Linked DNA regions of Mus musculus: region 1 is linked to region 2. Evidence: chromatin loops called from intact Hi-C (ENCODE). Cell type or tissue: gastrocnemius. All regions are shown on one strand.

What was found. Hi-C counts contacts between places; a loop is a spot of excess contacts. Peaks named below come from ENCODE experiments on the same cell type or tissue, not always from the same donor. Only the 100,000 strongest peaks of a DNase experiment are listed, where the experiment ranks them.
Region 1: it touches region 2 in a loop (9-fold over the local background); 24 of 42 quality-filtered maps call a loop at or near these places.

Annotation. Positions count from the first base shown.
Region 1 is chr16:27,454,921-27,459,920 of GRCm38, reverse strand. No RefSeq gene overlaps it. Among named protein-coding and RNA genes, the nearest start is that of Gm32356, 10 kb to the left of the region's middle. In gastrocnemius, no CTCF peak of the experiment used is centred here; a DNase peak (open chromatin) is centred at 2,432.
Region 2 is chr16:27,138,146-27,143,145 of GRCm38, reverse strand. No RefSeq gene overlaps it. Among named protein-coding and RNA genes, the nearest start is that of Gmnc, 150 kb to the right of the region's middle. In gastrocnemius, CTCF peaks have their summits at 2,878 (motif pointing right) and 3,935 (motif pointing right); a DNase peak (open chromatin) is centred at 2,885.

The sequences.
Region 1 (5,000 bases), 320 kb before region 2:
AAGGGAAAGTGGGAAATATTCTTGAACACCTTGGTAGAAGAGACAATTTCCAGAACAGAACACCAACAGCTTAATCTCTTAACAACGGATAAATGGAACTTCATGAAACTGCAAAGCTTCTGCAAGGCAAAGGACACTATGGATAGGACAAAACTGCAGCCTATAGATTAGGAAAAGATCTTCTCTAGCCCTGCATCTGATAGAGGGCTAATATCCAAAATATATAAAGAACTCAAGGAGTTAGACACCAAAAACCAAATAACCTAATTTTTAAAATGGGGTACAGAGCTAAACAGAGAATTTTCAACACGGGAATCTTGAATGGCAATAAAGCACTTGAAATGTTCCACATCCTTAGTCATCAGGAAAATACAAATCAAAACAGCTCTGAGATTCCATCTTACACCCATCAGAATGGCTAAGATAAAAAACTCAAGTGACAGCAAATACTGGCAAGGATGTGGAGAAAGGGGAATATTCCTCCATTGCTGGTGGAAGTGAAAACTTATACAACCACTCTGGAAATCAATCTGGTGGTTTCTTAGAAAATTGAAAATTATTTTACCTGAAGAACAAGCTATACTACTCCTGGACATATACCCCAAAGATTCTACAGCATACCACATGCTCCACTATGTTCATAACAGCTTTATTTGTAATAGCTAGAAACTGGAAACAACCTAGATGTCCCTCAAAGGAAGAATGGATACAGAAAATGTGGTTCATTTGCCCCATGGCAAAGCAAGGGCACCATGAACTTTACAGGAAATGGATGGAACTAGAAAATATCATCCCGAGTGAGGTAACCCAGACCCAAAAGTACATACATGGTACATACTCACTTATAAGTGGTTATTAGTCATAATGTACAGGATACCCACAACACACTCTACAGGTGGAAATAAGCTAAACAAGAAGGACAGTCCAAGCCAGGATGCTTGAGTCTCACTTAGAAATGGAGATAGAATAATCATAGGAAACAGGAGGAGAGAGAACTGGGTGAGAGAGGGGATGGGTTGTGGAATAGGGGTTCGGGATCAGGTTTAGGGAGAGACAGGAGAGAGGACCAGAGGACTAGGAGAATGAATGAAAATGGCAGCTGCCATGGGTGTGGGGCCTCTCTAGGACATGCCAGAGATCTGGGTTAGGGTAGACTCCCAGGAGTCAATTTGTGTGACCTTAGCTGAGAGGCACAGCGGTGGGGATATGGAACCAGAAAGGGCCACCTGTCATAGCCAGGCATGACCCAGTGGAAGGATAAGGACACCAATCCACCCACAAAAACTTCTGCCCCCAACTTTTTCTATCTAAAAGAAATGCAGGGATTAGAGATGGAGTAGAGACTCAGGAAAAGGCTGACCAATAACTGCCCCAACTTGAGACCCATATCATGGGCAAGCACCAATCCCTGACACTTGAGTATGCTCTTAGGCTTCCAGACAGAAGGCAAGTATATCTGTCCTCTTAGAGGCTCTATCCAGCAACTGTCTGAAATAGATGCAAAAACCCAGGGCCAAATACTGGATGGAGCTTGGGGACTCTTATGAAAGAGCTGGTGGTAAGATTGAGGATCCCGGAGGGGATAGGAACTCCACAGGAACCCCAACAGAGCTAACTAATCTGGACCCTTAGGGGACTTTCAGAGACAGAGCCACTAACCAAAGAATATACAAGTGCTGTTCCAAGCCCCACTTTCTGCACATGTCAAACGTGCAACTCAATCTTCATTTTGATCCCCCTACAACTGGAGCGGGGGCCATCCCTAAAGCTGTTGCCTGTCTGTGAACTCCGTTCCCCTAACTGGGCTGCCTTGTCTGGCATGAGTGGGAGAGAATGCGCCTAACCCTGCAGAAACTGGATGTGCCAGGGTTGGTACTGAGCGAGGGACCTCGCTCTTCTCAGGGGTGAAGGGGAGATGGGAATGGGGAAGCGGCCCTGTGAAATCGGGGGCCATCGGGATATAAAGTGAATAAGTAAATAAATGAGTGGAAAAAAGGCAGTATTCACTTGTCATCAACAAATATATACCTTTGAGTTGTATTTAGTTTTTAAAAAACATTTCTGTCTTTCATTCAAGAATTTTCTGTTGCCCAAAACACGAATATACAGATTTATATTAGTATTTTTTTGCTTTGAGGTTTTATTTGAAAAATGTTTCCTTTTCACTTAAAATACTTTACCGGGATCATTTTTCCAATAAACTATAAGAGAAGATAGTGTAATGAACCCATCCACGGTGGTTGGAATACGATCATGATCTCCTACTTTTCACTCACTTTATATCCACTAGTATCTATGAGCATGTGTGAACATTTTTCTATTTCTGAAATACTACTTTATGCTTGTTAAGATTTATTTATTTTGATTTTATGTGTATGGGTGTTTTGCTTGAATGTACAAATGTGCACCACGTGCAGTGCTGTAAGTGACCAGCAGAGGGCACCAGATCCCCAGGGACGGGAGTAAACACATACTTAGCTGCAGCCTAACTCCACAGCAGTATCTCCAAGCCCTGGAATGCAATATTCAATTCTTAATTCCATCAGTTATTGAAGGTGTTTATATTTCGCTAATTATCACAAAGTTTTCTTTTCATTGGTTTGCAACTAAAACACCACTAATGTCTCTGTCCTTTCTCCATTTTCTTTACAGATATACTTGATTTGGGGGGGTGTTATTTGTTTTGTAGTTTTTCTATATTTTTTCTGAATGCAAATTTATCTTGCTGGTTTTTAGAGACTGGAAAGAGGTGTCTCAATGGAAAAAGTCCACGCTGAAAAGCACAAGTACCTGATTACAGAGCCCATCGCCCATGTGAAACGCTAGGTTGGGACATACCTCTAATCTGAGTGCTGGGGAGGTAGAGCCAGCCCTGCCTGTCTAGCCTAACAGATGAACTCTAGGTTCACTGGAATTGCTTCAAATATAAAGTGGAGGGTGATGGAAGAAGACAGGCCAAAGCAACCCCCACAGGACACGCCCCCCCATTCACATAAACACACGCAAATCTTCTCTTGCATGTGCCCCCCCCCCATTCACATAAACACACGCAAATCTTCTCTTGCATGTTTACACATCAGTAGACACTTAGGAATTGTTTTTAAACAATGTAACTTCCAGGTGGAGAAAGAGAATGTCTAGTTCGCCTGCATTTCATGTAAATGTATTGTTAAAAATTACCTTAGTCTCCTATCATCTTCATTTGGGAATTAAATACTTCCATTAAAAGTAATTAACACTTGGTGTGTGTTCATTATACTGAGGGGCAAATTTTATTTTTGTAAAACCAGAATGATTATTCAATTTGTTAACTGAATATTACTAACAAGTTTTCAAAACACTGAGTTGGTGGTCTCCAGCCCATGCTCTAGGGAATTAGTAATTATTGGAGATTGACGTGTGTGTGTGTGTGTGTGTGTGTGTGTGTGTGTGTGTGTGTGTGTGGTGATGAGGTGTGGGTGTGCTCATACCATGGTGCGTATGTGGAGGCAATGAGCAAGCCCAGATGTTGGTTCTCATATTCCACCTTTGGTTACTTTTATTTTTCCTTTTCTTTATTATTGGAAAATGTTTTCAATTTTGAACATCGTTCCCCTTTCCTAATGATCCTGTCTACCTCTCTAACCCATCCACTCTTTCTCTCTTTAAAAGACAATAAACAAAACAAATAAACACCTCCCTCCCGACATGCACAATATATGCCCCCAAAAGCAAAGAAACTAAAATACAAAAAGAAAAGTCTGGTAAGATATATGAATGGAAAAAAAAAAAAAAAAACACAATCCCAAATAAGCCAAATGAGGCCTAGTGTCTGAGTAAACACCGTTTGATTGTGGGTTGGACACTTTCCTCCAGGCCTGAGGCCTGTCCTGAGGTGTGTAATATACCCAGTGAGAACTCAACGGAGAAAACTAACTTTTCCACTGCCAGTGAGTAGCAGTACCTCATAGTTCCTTGGATAGGAATGGAAGGCGATGTCCTCTTTGTGGTCTCAGGGCTGGGACACCATCTACGCTCTCACAATCTTTCCACCACCTTTTCTTGCCTGATCCCTTAGCCTTGAGTGGAGATGTTTGATAAAGACATCTCCTCTGGTTATTGGAATAAGTGCTCCAAAGTCTCTCACTCTGCATATTGTACAGCTGTGGTTCTCTGTGTTAGTTCCCATATAATGCAAGAAAACAACTTATCTGATGACAGCTGAGTAACTCTGATCTATGGGTATAGTAGAATGTCATTACAAGACCTTGTGCTGCTATATTCTTTGACAGAATAGTGTTTGGTTTTCCCTCAGCCCATCGCCAATCTAGTCTCAGGTTCTTGACCACTTTCGTAGTGGTAGGCATTTGTCCCACCTCCTGGAGTGAAACTTCAGTCAGAAGGTGGTGGGTACTACATCACATTTGTGACTATTACACCAGTGCATCTTACATCAGCTCACTATTGGTCAGAGGGCTTGTAGCTGGACTGCCATTCTCCTCAGGTTGCATGTCATGAACACCAGTTAGCAGGAAGCTTCAAGGCAGACATCGTCTTGACTTCCTAATGTCTGATGAGATAATCTAAGTGTGAGACAGGCACTATTCACTACTACCTACACCAAGCTAGTGCACTGAAAGCTTCCAGCTATTATCCTGTCTTCGCCTCCCATTTTCAGGTAGGAGATACTAGGATTATAAACATTTAAACTTCTGTTTCCAACCTTCACTTGGTTCTTGCGACCCAAAGCAAAGTTCTCAGGTTTGCAAGGCAATTGCAATAGCTAATGAGCTATCTTCCCACACAATCTTCTTGATTGATTTGAAGATCTGTAGTATTTTCTAGGTTCATCTTGAACATTTAATACGCCCCCCCCCGCACCCCCCTCCCGCCACCCAAAAGTGACCAGCTACTCTTTTCTGAAACCTTGTTGTATTAGGCAGTATTTTATAAAACTCAAATAAGACCATGAATAGTGATTATTTCTCCTGAATCATTTGTTTGGCATTATCAGAAGTGAT
Region 2 (5,000 bases):
GAGAGAGAGAGAGAGAGAAGGAGAGAAGGAGAGAGAGAGAGAGAGAGAGAGAGAGAGAGAGAGAGAGAGAGAACTGAGAGTGGGGTACCCGTGGCACTGGCCACATATGTGGCAAAGAATAGCCTTGTTAGACATCAATGAGAGGAGAGGTCCTTGGGCCCGAGGGTGTTCAGTGCCCCAGTGTAGGGAATGCCAGGGCAGGGAGGCAAGAGTGGGTGGATGGGTGCACACCCTCATAGAGGCAGAGGGAGGGGTGTGGGATAGGAAATTCTGAAGGGGAGACCTGGAAACGGGAAAACATTTGAAATGTAAATAAAGAAAATATCCAAGAAAAAAAGAAAAAATAATTACAAAGCCTACTTCTAGTGATATACCTCCATGTCCTCCCACAAGGCTACACTTCCCATTCCTTCCCCAACAGTTCCACCAACTGCAGACCAAGAATTAAGATATATGAAACTATGGGGCAATTCAAAACACAGTAGTATTTCTCAGTTGTTTTGGCTTTATAGGTAAAAATATGTAGTTATGGGAAATTGGAGTACAGCTCAGAGGTTGAGAGTCCTTGTTGCTATTTCAGGGGATCTGCGCTACATGTTCAAAGATGTCTCTGGTGTCTTTGGACATCTATATTCATGCTTGTCTGTTCACATGTAGACACACACACAGATAGACACACACATCACACACAGAGACATTTTACACTACATGTTATTAAAAAATAGAAAAAGAGTATTATTTTTTAAATCTAGAGCAAAATATTCCAAATCCATGTTGCAAAGAAGAAGTGAGGCTCTTAAGAGATGTGCTTTCCATGGTCTTGGAATTCACAGCTTTCAAAATGAATTCATAGCAAGTAGAAACATGGGCTCAATATAATCTCAACTTGTTATAAATTTCCCAGTGTACAATATTAAGTTATAGTAACAGAAAACACTCTGCCACAGGGAGTAGTTGAATTCAAAGCTTGAGGATATTAGTACATCTTTTAAAATGATAAGTCAAGTGCTGAAAAAGTCAACTTAAGAATAAAATGAAGCCTTTGTTTTGTTGTTTCTGACAAATCACTATTTCTCTATTTCCCTTACCTCTTTCGACAGAAATAATCATTTTCAGGAAAGATTGTTTTTTTTTTTGTATGTGTCACATTTCAAAATTTTTCCTTTTATTGAAAAAACATAATTTTCTCTTATATAATGTATCCTGACTATGGTTTCACCTCCATTCCTCCCAGTTTCTTCCCATCAGCCCTCCCATCTAGATTTATTACAAAACAGACAGGTATCTAAGGGATACAAATATAAAAATATAATATTTAATATGCTGGAAGAGAAACAAACAAACAAACAGAAGGGAAATTGCCAAAGAGAAGGCACAAGAATCAGAGACCCACTCATTCCCTCACTCAGGAATCCCCTAGAAATACTAAACTGGAATTCATTTATATATGCAAACGACCTGTAGGGCAAAAGATAAAAAAGAAAAATATCTAAATAAAATAAAATAAAAATGATAGATAAAATATCTGATTAATTCCTGTTGTCTACTCATTCTGGGTTCATACGTTTTGTTTTAGAGCTTTCAAGTGTGCTGTTAAATTGCTAGTATACAATATCTCTAGTCTTCTTTATCTGAACAGACAAAAATACTTATTACTTATTTATTGGCTTTTAAAATAAATTTATTTCTTCCCTTTATAAAAATATCACCATTCCTCTCTTCCCATTAGCCCATCATGCAAGTCCTTCTCCTATTCCCCACCCCACCCCCTTCTTCTTCTTGTCACATCAAGTCTCTGTGGGATTAGGTACATCCTCTCCAACTGAGGCCAGACAAGACTGTCCATTTAGCAGTGTGTGGGGGTGGGGGTGAGGGTGGGAGTCAACAGGCAGGCAGGCAAAAGGTTCAGGCACAGCTCCTGCTCCAGTTGCATGAAGACCAATCTGCTCATCTGCTACACATGTGCGGGGGCCGAGTTCCAGCCCATGCTTGATCTTTGGTTCAGTCTCTGGGAGCCCCCAAGTATCCAGATTAGTTGATTCTGTTGGTTTTCTTGTGGAGTTCCTGCCCTCTTTAGGTCCCTCAATCTTTCTTTCAACTCTCCCACAAGACTCCCCGAGGTCAATCTAATGTTTCTGGTGTTTTTATTGCTGATAAAATCCAGCTTTAATCCGTGGTGGTCAGATGGGACACAGAGTAATAATTCAGGGTGGATTTTGTTGTTGTTGTTTTTATCTGTTGAGACTTGATTGTGTCTAAGAATGTGGTCAATTTTGAAGAAATTTCCATGAATATGTGGTGTCCTTCCATATTTCCATAGTTGAGATTTGAAGTGTATTTTGTCAGATATTAAAAATAGCTATGCTAGCTTGCTTCTTATGTTTATTTGCTTGGATATCCTATTTTTTTTAATTCTGAGGTGTTGATATCTATCCTTGATACTAAGATGTTTTTGAGGCAGAAAAGGATGGATCTTATTTTCTAATCCATTCTGTTAGTTTGTGTTTTTTTATTGAGGAGTTGAGAGGTGCTAAGAGATATCAATGAGGAGTGGGGTTTTTAAAAATAATTTTTTGTGTGTATGTACACTTGTGTGTGTGTGTGTGTTTCTCTTTCTTGATTGATGTGGTCTGGGATTATTTATTTCTGTGTTTTCTTGGATAGGGTTTCTCTGAGGAGCCTTTGTAATCCTGGAACTTGTACTGTAGGCCAGGCTGACCATGAGCTTATATATATTTCCTTGCCTCTGCCTCCCACGTGCTGGAATTAAAGGCAAGCACCACCACCTCCCAATGTGTCACATATTTTAAAACAATTATTTTATTCGTAATGATGTGCCTGGGGAGGTTTCAGTGGTGGGCATATCACTGCAGTACCCACATAATCCACAAGAGGGCAACAGATCCCAAAGAATTGGAGTTACAGGCTGTAATGAACAAATTTCTCCTGGGTTATACAAACTAGAGCCCTCTGTAAAAGCATTATTGTGTTTTTACTTATAGAACCATCGGTTCAAACCAGGTAGGTCATGCTGCCACTTGGTAAAGAGATTCCTGCCTTCTGACAGTTAAAGATGTAAATCCAAGGGAGTGATGAATCCTTCCTTCCAAGACTGCAATATTGACAGACTATGAACTGTTTTCTGATCAACAGGTTCAACATTTGTTACAGTTTGAAGGGATCTTAGAAGTGATTTAATCCTACAGATACAGGTGCAATTCTTTTCCTGTATAAGGCACATTGGGGCTGTGGATGATACACAAGAAGGCTGCATCTTACTCTCCTCTGCCTGCAGTCCTCTACACAGGATGTATTATAAGCTTTTTTTTTTCCCTTGAGAAAATTACCCCAGGGTTTTAATATGTTTAAAGAGCTATGGATCATTTACTTAGGAAAATCTATTAAAAACTAGAATCTATACAGTGAATCTAAGTATTCTTATACATCAATGACACAACTAAAACTTTATTATTTTATATCATTTCTATTAAAAACAATTGGAATTTTTAACTTACTTTATGTATTTATTTACTCATTCTTTTATAGCACTTACTACCAAAATCTAGGACCTCACAAGGCAGAGAAGTACTCTAATGACAAGCTCCTTACACTGCTACATTTTCAGATTTTTAAGATAGGGTCTCATCAAATGAAAAACAGTTCTTGGCCTTGCAATTCCCCTGCCTCAACTTCTCCCATGTCGTCAAGCCTGACTTTACGTTTACTCTGATGTGCCAAAGAGTTGGTCAGCCTTAGAAAATATGAATGATGGTTATAGGTTAGGGGATTGAAGAACTGTATGTTTTGGTTGCAGAATATCCAGTACAGGAAATGTAGGTTGGCACATTCTGAACACGAGTGTTTGTTTAGCATTGACTGTGGTGGTGTCTTCTATTGCTGCTGTTGGTTTTCTATGAACAATATGTATTAGTTCAACCACATGGTGGAGCCATTTCACAGTTATTCAAGAAAAGGAACTGAAGAGAACACCAACTAACACAATGTTTTTCCTTGTAAAGTGATTCAGCCCAGGACTGTTAATCCAATTTTCAGATAACTCACCTGACCAATGTCACTTTCAATCCCATGTCAGAGATAAAATCACCACCACTATGGAATTGCTGGTGAAGAGCTAGGGTAGGCATTTCTTATGCTGGTGGAATATGGAAAAAGAATGTAGAATGTGTTAATCAAAGTCAGATGATCTTGGTGGTAGGTAGAGAGCACACTGCAACAGTCTTTTGGGTCACTTGGCACACTGACTCCAGATGTGGAACATTTGTTATATAGATGCTGAACTGTGTGTGGCTACAATGCCTCTGAGGGAGGAGCAGTCAGAAACAATAGTTATCCCCATTTTCACGTTTTCTCACATCATGGTTAAGCCAACGAACAGGGACTGAACAAAGAGAGCATAGGGTAAATGAGCCCCAGTGTTAATGTGTTGGGGAAGTAAGTTATGAATGCCACTCTTCCCTTTCTCCTCCGAATAGATGATTCCCATTTACTTTGTCTTTTACCTTCCTATCTCTAGCCACCATCCTTCCAGAGTTGACTTTCTATCTCAAAAATACTGATAGACTGCTTCCCCACCCACAGCCGCTTGTTGATATCTCAAATGTTCAGCTGCACCATCCTGTCTCATCTTTACACAGCTGCTCATATTTTTGAAAAGAAGATGGACACTCCTCCACTACCGGTGAGAATTCAAACTTGGACAACCACTTTGGAAATCAATTTGGTGGTTTCTCAGAAAACTGGGAATAACTCTACCTCAAGATCCAGTTATACCACTCCTGAGCATATATCCAAAAGATGCTCCATCATCCCACAAGGACACTTGCTCAACTATATTCATAGCAGTTTAATTCATATTAGTCACAAATAGGAAACAACAAAATGTTCCTCAACTGAGGAATAGATAAAGAAAATGTGGTACATTTACACACTGTAATATGACTCTACTCCCCAAAACAAAGACCTCATTAAATTTGCAGGCA